3 separate regions of the Homo sapiens genome follow, and regions 1 and 3 are each linked to region 2. The links are chromatin contacts, found by Hi-C or POLR2A ChIA-PET in ENCODE. All regions are on one chromosome and are shown on one strand. Each heading gives the region's core, a stretch centred on a gene start or an enhancer-like site at or near the end of the contact. The rest is flanking DNA. Distances are from core to core; before and after follow the strand shown. Region 1 has its middle 60 kb from the start of CD44-DT. Region 2 overlaps SLC1A2 (solute carrier family 1 member 2). Region 3 overlaps LOC105376626 (a long non-coding RNA gene).

What was found. Hi-C counts contacts between places; a loop is a spot of excess contacts on that map. ChIA-PET counts read pairs that join two places held with the same protein, here RNA polymerase II (POLR2A). Pooled maps may share reads with other maps.
Region 1: a loop to region 2 is called in a pooled map, with 2.0 times the contacts of the local background. The contact joins two enhancer-like sites. A Hi-C loop is called at or near these places in 2 of 168 maps with a recorded cell type or tissue (esophagus muscularis mucosa and natural killer cell), 1 of 37 single-sample maps with no recorded cell type and 3 of 50 pooled maps. POLR2A ChIA-PET finds 5 or more read pairs at or near these places in 2 of 52 experiments (T-cell and activated T-cell).
Region 3: a pooled map shows a loop between it and region 2 (2.6-fold over the local background). The contact joins two enhancer-like sites. A Hi-C loop is called at or near these places in 2 of 37 single-sample maps with no recorded cell type and 7 of 50 pooled maps. POLR2A ChIA-PET finds 5 or more read pairs at or near these places in 1 of 52 experiments (T-cell).

What each region holds. Positions count from the first base shown.
Region 1 is chr11:35,076,221-35,079,140 of GRCh38, reverse strand. No RefSeq gene overlaps it. Among named protein-coding and RNA genes, the nearest start is that of CD44-DT, 60 kb to the left of the region's middle. RefSeq lists an enhancer at 998-1,047. Within about 2 kb of position 1,305, at least 12 of the 41 ENCODE cell types and tissues checked have a DNase peak (open chromatin) inside an H3K27ac peak, as active enhancers do; they include natural killer cell, where a contact is called at or near this core.
Region 2 is chr11:35,256,072-35,258,771 of GRCh38, reverse strand. SLC1A2 (solute carrier family 1 member 2) reads left to right here. Exons shown (of 11, transcript NM_004171.4): 11 at 1-2,700. Among named protein-coding and RNA genes, the nearest start is that of SLC1A2-AS1, 24 kb to the left of the region's middle. Within about 2 kb of position 1,316, at least 5 of the 41 ENCODE cell types and tissues checked have a DNase peak (open chromatin) inside an H3K27ac peak, as active enhancers do; they include natural killer cell, where a contact is called at or near this core.
Region 3 is chr11:35,012,403-35,015,242 of GRCh38, reverse strand. It overlaps LOC105376626 (a long non-coding RNA gene), which reads left to right. Exons shown (of 4, transcript XR_001748180.2): 4 at 1-2,840. Among named protein-coding and RNA genes, the nearest start is that of MIR1343, 72 kb to the right of the region's middle. RefSeq lists an enhancer at 1,302-1,351. Within about 2 kb of position 1,527, at least 5 of the 41 ENCODE cell types and tissues checked have a DNase peak (open chromatin) inside an H3K27ac peak, as active enhancers do.

The sequences.
Region 1 (2,920 bases), core at 56-2,555, 180 kb after region 2:
ACCCATTCTGCCTGCTTCCTTGAAGCCATGATAGTGTGTCAGATGTGCTCTCAGGGAAGTGGCCAAGAAGGCAGAATTAGGAAAGCAAGAGGTTTCTTGGGTGTGTTAGTTCTGGCTGCTGTAACAAAGTATCACAGACTGGGTGGCTGAAACAACAGAAGTTTATTTTTCACAGTTCTGGAGGTGGAAGTCTAAGATCAGGGTGCCAACATGGTTGGGTTATGGTCAGGGCCCTCTTCTGGGTTGCAGATTCCAACTTCTCATTGTATCCTCCCATGGTGGAAAGAGTGAGAGAGCTCTCTGGGGTTCTTTTTTATAAAGGCACTGATCCCATTCACGAGGGCTGTACACTCATGACCTAATTGTCACCCAAAGTCCCCACCTGCTCATACCATCACCTTGGAGGTTAGGATTTCCACATATGAATTTTAGGGGACACAATCATTGAATCAATTGCATTGGGAAATGAAGACAAAATGGGGAGGAAACAGGATTGGACTGCATGAGCCTCAGAGCTCAGTGCAGACCTGACAAAGTTTTGGCTCACTTCATGGGCATTTCGAAAACAAATATTGCTCATTTGAGGAGCCCCATGTTGAAAGAAATGGCCAAGCCATAGCAACCCCTCTGTGCTCAGCCCTTCTCTGGGGGCTGCCCAAGAAGAGGATGGCCTGAGCTTCAAAGATGAGACAATGCTAAGGTGCAAACAGCTGGGGGCTGCAAACTAACTGCACTCCTTGCAGCTGAACAGCAAGTTCTTTCTCAGAGGGAGATCCTCATGGGTGCCTCCAATACTGTCACAGTGGTGGAAAGGTCACTAGAGAATGATTGGTAGGGAAGAATAATGAAAATCCCATCAGTTTAATGTTTTGTAAGTGTTTTTTACATATTGCCCAAGCTTCTAAAGTCATCACTGAGCATAATCTTTGCCCACATCCTCTTCACTGCAGGTGAGGTTTATCCACTGTGACCACAGCATACAGCAAGTTACACAGATTTGACTTCTCTTGAACCTTTCCCAAGAACATCTTCACAGAATATAGTGCTGGGGTGATGCCTGAAAACTGTGAGCGTGGTTCTCACAGAGTCTTCTGCTTTTTATCTCAGAGATTTCCATGAAACCCAAAAATCTCCATTTTAATTTAATGTTTGGAACCAGGAAGTGCCCAGCAGTTAATCTAAACCTGTTTTTACCACGACAGCATTCTGTGTACTGCCCGGGAAATGTCAATGGTTTGTTGATACCAAATTAATGATGCATATCTCTAGCAAAGAAATCTCCAGTGAGTCAGAAACCAATCGTCAAACTGTCCGTCCACCAGGTTTCCTTCCTGTGAGTCACTTTAAGAAGGTTGACTTCTTCTTTCTCTGTTTCCAGCCTTTCTCTGGTTTAATCAATGAGAGTTAAAGCCATATGATAATTCTTGGAAGTATTGACAGATGTGACTGGTCCTCCCTCCTGGACAAGCCTTGAAATGGAAGTGATAGAGAGGAGATAAAAGGAGGTGGGAAAGGAAGTATGTAGACAGAGGGAGAAACAAAAAGGACCAGAGGTCTAGAAATTTCTTACTGCCCCAGAAGTTAAAACATTGTTTTGTTAATCATAATTTATCACAAAGGTGGCCAGTTTCCGGGGAATTGTGTTGCCAGACAAAATGCGGGACTCTCACTGAAATTAGAATTTCAAATAATAAATAATTTTAGTATAATTATGTCCAATGCAATATTTCAGACAAACTTACATTAAATTTTTTTCTTTGTGTATCTGAAATTCAAATTTAACTAGGTGTTCTGTATTTTTATTTGCTAAATCTGACAACCATATCTGGGAGATATTTTAATTTCCATTGCATTCCTTTTGTTGATGAGTGTGATGAGCTACTATATTGAACAGGAAGTAGAGAGGATAGCGCCATCCTCTTATTGTCTAGCAGAAAGATCCAGGTTATTTGGACTTAATAGTTCCTTACTCCCGGGGCAGTCTCTGCCTTCCCAGCCCCACTCAGCACTGAGCATTTCAAACTGACCATTGGCTGAAACCCATCAGCCAATCATTGAAACTGGACTTGCTGTCCTTGCTTTGGAATTGTCTATATCTATTATAAGGTGCGCTTGGATTTCACAAGCCTAATGAGCCTCATTCTTGCCTTAATCCTCCCCATGTTTGTCCAATCAATAGGAGAGATCTTTTGCTTTGGTTTCTGCCTACACCTGGGGTCTTGGACTCTAGACTATTCAGATACGGTCTTGACATCCTGCCTAAACCTTGCCATTTCCTTCTTTTCAGTGGTTTCCCTCAGTCCATGATAAACATATCACTTGGAAACACAATACTGCCTCCAAGCCTCACCATCTTCTAGGACAGAGGTTGCCAAACATTTTCTGCAAAGGGCTAGATAGAGTATATTTTTGGCTTTGCAAACCCTGCAGTATCTGTCACAACTCCTCAATTCTGTCATTGTAACATGTGAACAGACATGTGCTTCTGTACAGCATTATTTATCAACAAGTAAAGCTGTGACAGGTCACGGGCTATGTTTGGCCCAAAGGCCAAAGTTTGTTAACCTCTGTTCTAGAAGAGCCTGGGATCTTGCCTTTCTTGCCAAAAAGTTTCCACTTAGTTATAGATGCTGGCCTATTAGCTCAAGGAGCCACGTATTGTTTACTTAATGTGATGCTGATGGCCTCTCTATGACTCCATCAGAGACCAGTCCTATTTTACAGCCTTGGCACCCTCATCTTGGGCTTGGCAGTTCCAAGCTTTCTTCTCTTCCCTCTACCAGCTTCTGAGGTCCCTGCATGACTTGCTGATGAGCACACTCAATAAGCCAACTTCTACTTGTTTCCACACTATAGCTAGGATCCACTACCCCCTTTATTTCCACAAATGCTACCTTACTTTGAGACTTAGTTGCCAATG
Region 2 (2,700 bases), core at 67-2,566:
AGATGGGTTTCATTATGTTAGCCAGGATGGTCTCGATCTCCTGACCTCATGATCCACCCGCCATGGCCTCCCAAAGTGCTGGGATTACAGGCGTGAGCCACCGTGCCCGGCCAGAAAATACATTCTTTACAGCAAATGTTATAGGTTAAGGAGACAGTTCCTGGGTTTAGCTGTGAAACTGTTTAGGATTTTCTTTAAGTGGTGTTCCCAAGAGCTTTTTTCTGGTAAGTTGGAGGCTATAGGCAAAGCGTCTAGGAGCTTGTTGTTTTTTGCTATGGAAGGCCAGCTTTGGGATCTATATACATGGGCATGTTTCTCAATGGAGTGGTCACAGGATTCTCTTCTCAGAACTCTGCCTGAAACCTTTCCGGTGTGTTTTGTCTTCAACTTTTTCCTAGCTATCCTATTAGCCTGTAAATATGTCAGCAGACAATGTGTTTGGAAGAAACAAGGTGTACAACTTCACAAAGCAAGTTTTTTCTGGTCTGAGACTTACTGTGTGCAGGAAGTCTCGTGAGAATATACTTAGAAAATCACACTTATCTGGAAATTCAATAAGTCATATTAAAAATATACAATTTCTTGAACTCAGGACTAGCCTGAAAATCCAAAATGCATGTAGAGTTGACATGTTGACATATGTCTATGTCCTCTGTTTTTATTTAAGCCTCATTTATTTCTCCCTTGCCATGCCCATTTGGGATTTTCTTTGCCCAGCATATGTGCCATAAACAGAACAAATGGATCCAGGGTATACCTCTAATAACCTTTATCTAAATAGAATACATTTAACCTGTCAATTATATGTATAGATTTATCCTAATTGGTTCAACATATATATGAATGCTTGTAATAGTCTGTTACTATTTGATAATGCATAAATGTTATATTTATATACAGTTACAGCAGGCCAGAAACATACATACACTGCATCCTGTAAGGTCTGTAAATCAGGGCTTCGGCAATGCCATTTTGCTATAGACTCATTCATGTTTTTTAGGAATCAGAATCATTTCAGGAGAAAACCAACTAAGTAGACTTTAATTCTTCTCTTTCTCATTCTTGCCCTTTGAGAAACCCAAGTGGAATCATCACTTAATTACTTACTCAAATTCAATGAATCAAATCCAATCCAATCAGTGAGAAGAATAGCTTATCTTTCAAGGTAATACTTTACCTTAGATCTTTGAGGGCATGCTTCCCATACAAAGAGCATCAGAAAATCAGGGCAATCATCTAGATCTCACAGATCTTCAACATAGGACTCTAGGTTATGAGAGCTGAACCACATAGCTATCAGTTTCAGTTTTTACTTCCTATTGAGTGTGTAGAAACACAGCCTATGGTTTTGCTGTCTGCGGAAGTTACCATACCCTGTAAAAGACAAATATTTCTTTCTCCTCTCGAACCACTAGTCAGCCTGGATATTCATGAAAGCTGAAAGAAGGGGTGCCAAAATGCCTAGCTCCTGGATTTAGACTCATGGAATATGAGAAAGGCTTAGGGAAAATTCAAGTCATGGGGAGATTCCTGCTAGGTGATGCCAGGAATCTCAATGACCTGTTGATTAGAGGGTCTCTGGTCATTTCCACTTGTGTGTGGAGAAATACATCATTTGCATATGTATCTAGTCAAGAAGCCCTTTTGGAGCAAAGTGGTTGGGAAACTCATTTACTGGGTCCACCAAAGGAAACCCAATTCTGCCATGTTTTTGCAAATACTACACGTCCCTTTGCTCTCAATAGCAAAAGTGATGTTATAGTTTTTTTTACTTTTGTCAGAATCAAGGCTTCGGCCACCTGTGCAATATTTTCCCATGGAATGCAGCAGTAAATCCAAGTAGGTATATCCGTGCTCAGAGAGAATTCTCCATAGTTCTGACTCCTGAAAAACAAGTCTCATTAGCTCTCATCTAGTTTGATGACTAAAAGTGCACAGCAGTTATACCCCAGTGGAAGTGATTTTTCTCACCTAGCTGCTCTCTAACTCTTACGGCTATCTAGTTGTCTGAGCTGCTGGTTTGTTTTACTTATTCTCCAACTGAACTCATTCCAAACCAAGAAAAAGGACCAAATGAAATTTTCAGTTATTATCATACTTGCTCCTTGAATAAGAATGCTAGAGTCTGGAGGCAGAAGAAGACTAAGTTAAAAAAAAAACAGCCTGAAGGAATTCTGGAGTGAGTTTTGTAAGTCTAATTGTCAAAGAAGATAAATGGTCTCAGTATCTGTAGTAATTTCTGGTTAAGCCTAGAGGGATCACTGAGTGCCAATCCAAGCAGGTGGCACTAGAGGCAGATTGTTCTCCTAGCATAGAGTGAGTTTCCAGCTGCTCATGACACATTTTCTTATGATTTTCCCTAAAAGAAAACCAAATTTTCTACTCCACCTCTTCCTTTCCTATCATTCCACTTATTGTTGCTGCTTTGCTAACAGCCAGCTTAGTAAGCCATCACACAAGTTAGTGTGAGGCTTGGTTTTAAAATAGATAACAGAGAATCTTGATTAAATAGTATCCAACTTTGTAGCATAACACAGCTAATTCAGGCAATGACATAGAGATGATAAGAAACAACATGGTTTGGTAGAGGGAACATTTGATTTAGACTCTGCCCATTTTTAGCTGTATGACTTACATAAGTCATTTTGTGTCCAAGCCTCATTTTCTCCCATATGAAAAGTGAAGGGGTTGGATTAAATG
Region 3 (2,840 bases), core at 278-2,777, 240 kb after region 2:
GCCCGTGAAATAAGAGAGCAATTGGTTGTAAGCAAGCCCCTTCATGAACATGGGCATTTTTTTTTTAACGTCTTTGTATCTGTGAGCATCTCCTTCTCTTCCTATCCTTAAGTGTATTATTTGTCATGAAAGCAAAGTGCTTTTAAAAAATTGTGTTTGATTCCATGGTTCCCAACAATGGCTGGACTTCAAACTCACCTGTGGTGCTTAAGATTATATATCTGTATACTTTTGTTTAAAATGAATATTATAAAAATTTATGTTTAAAAATATGTGTGTATATACATACATAGTTACATACACCCAAGGCACATATGTGCATGTGTATACATAACATATACACATACATACATACACGCACACCACCACCAAAGCCCCACTAAAAAAATACTGGAATCTCTGGGAGTAATGGGGGCAAATAGGAGGAGTTAATGTTCAGGTAAGGCTATTATGGACCCATTGTTGAGAATCACAGTGGGTTAATTACTTGAAACAGTACCTATCTAAAGGACAGTTAAAGATTTTGGTATTAACCAGAAAGTCTTTTTTTTTTTTTTCTTAAATAATTTTGCAGGCAAGATGCTGCTGTTACAAGTTTTCTGTTCTGAATTATGTCTTCCATAGGAATGAAGCATCCACACAGTCCATCCAAGCATACTGTGAATCAAAACACATGTCATAGCTGGAACGAAAGCATTAGGACCATCTAACTGGATTCCACTGGAATGAGTCTCTGTGAAACCATGCCGAAGTCTTTGTAAACAACCACCCTAAAGAAAGCTACATGAAGAATAGCCAATAACAAAAGCACTGGATTTAACTCAATTTTGTGAAAAAACAAAAAAAACAAATATGATGCACACACTCTATCCTTTTGTGAACAAAATGCCACCAAACATTTGAAACTGGCCTAAGCATACATTGACATGTTTGACATGAAGCCCAGCCTTATTGATCAGCCTTTCCAATACCCCCCGCCCCCCATTCTTTATTCCCAATAGATACATCTTCTCACAGGTAATTGGGCAGAAAAATGCTTATTGACTGATCTTGAAAACTTCAATGCATCTAAAGCTGGAGAACATTCAAAAACCATGCTTCTCTTTATTTATTTCAGTTTCCATGGCAAGAGGAAAATAAAAGGCAACTGTTTTGAAAGCAACAACAGTAAACGAAGCAACATCTCTGGCAAGCAGGCAAACCTTAAAGAGTAAAAGTTATAAATCCCCATGTAGACAATACCTTGTAGGTATACCTTCCCCCAACCACGGGGATGACTCTTAATGGTGCTGACTAGGTATAGACACCAACTTGGGACCAGTAAGTTATTCTTAGAAGGTGCTAACTTTTGTATTTTCTTTTAGGTTCTTGCTGCTATGTTTCTCTTTCAATTGACTTCCAGAAATCAGACAGTGAAATCAATGGGGCTTTCCAGGCCACTGAATTCAAAGTAATCAGGGCAGGGTCAGAATGCTGATTGACTGTTTTCAACACACAGGGACCTGGAATTTGGGTTCTAGCTCTATCCCTCAGCACAGAGTCAGCAGACACAATGCCCTAGATGGTTGGATTTTCTAGTGTCTGTGACAGGCATCTTCAAAGCTGATTCCTCTCCCTCTGAGAAATCAAGGCCACCACCTTTAACTACTGACACAGTAGTGTACTTCCCGTACTGCAACCTCAGTCCCTTTTGTCACTTTTGCTTTGCATTCAAGTGCCTTGGCCAGTGTTAACTGCAGCACTTTGATTTCTCTTTCTATAAAGACTATCAAGTACCAAGTCATTTGTTTCTGCAACCATGTAACCCAAGGACATATTCTCCTGGATGAAATTCCAAGACCCCCCCCGCCACCAGAAGTCAGTGGAGAATAGGCACAGAAAAGATGATGAAGGTCATAGTTTCTAATAATTTGTTTTCTTTTTAAAAAAAATTTTTAATTTTTATTTTTTTGAGACAGAATCTCACTCCGTCACCCAGGCTGGGGTATGGTGGCATGATCTCGGCTCACAGCAACCTCTGCCTTCCAGGTTTAAGTGATTCTCCTGCCTCAGCCTCCTGAGTAGCTGGGATTACAGCCGCATGCCACCACGCCCAGCTAATCGTTTGTATTTTTAGTAGACACGGGGTTTCACCATGTTGGCCAGACTGGTCTCGAACTCCTGACCTCAAGCGATCTACCTGCCTTGGCCTTCCAGAGTGCTGGGATTACAGGCATGAGCCACCAAGCCCAACCAGTTTTCTTTCCTTTTTTTTTTTTTTTTTTTTTTTTTTTTCCTTTTTAAGGGAGGGGATTCCCTCAGTGGGTTTACTTAGAGTGAAACGGTATCTTGGCTTTGGACTTGCCCCTGCCTTCATTCATGTGGGTACTTTTTATTTAACTTTTCATTGTAGGTAGGCTCCCCTCTACCTAAAAAACCAAAGGGAAAAACCCCAATTCTTTAATTTACTCACATCCTGTTACGCTTTCACAAGCTGTTCATTTTCATACCAAGCCTCATCTTCTGCTGCCAACATCCTAGTTTGAAGGAAAGGGGGAGACAGGTCAACTGGTAGTGGTCCTGTCCTCAAAGGGAGAGAACTCCTGGGTACCTCTTTCCAGCAGCCCTAGGCTATTTCAAAATGTCAGCAGGTCTAATCCTAGAAGAAAACACCATTTACTTCTCAACCTGCTGGGGCATGGTGAGGTCTAAACAATACATTAACCAACAAAATCTGCCAGTTCCTGAGAACTGCCAGAGAACTGCCTGAGAACTCAGAGATAAACAGTAAGAGGTATGGTCAACCTTCAGGGGAATGAAGAGACTATCTCAATGCAGCAAAAATAAAGGAATTAATGTGC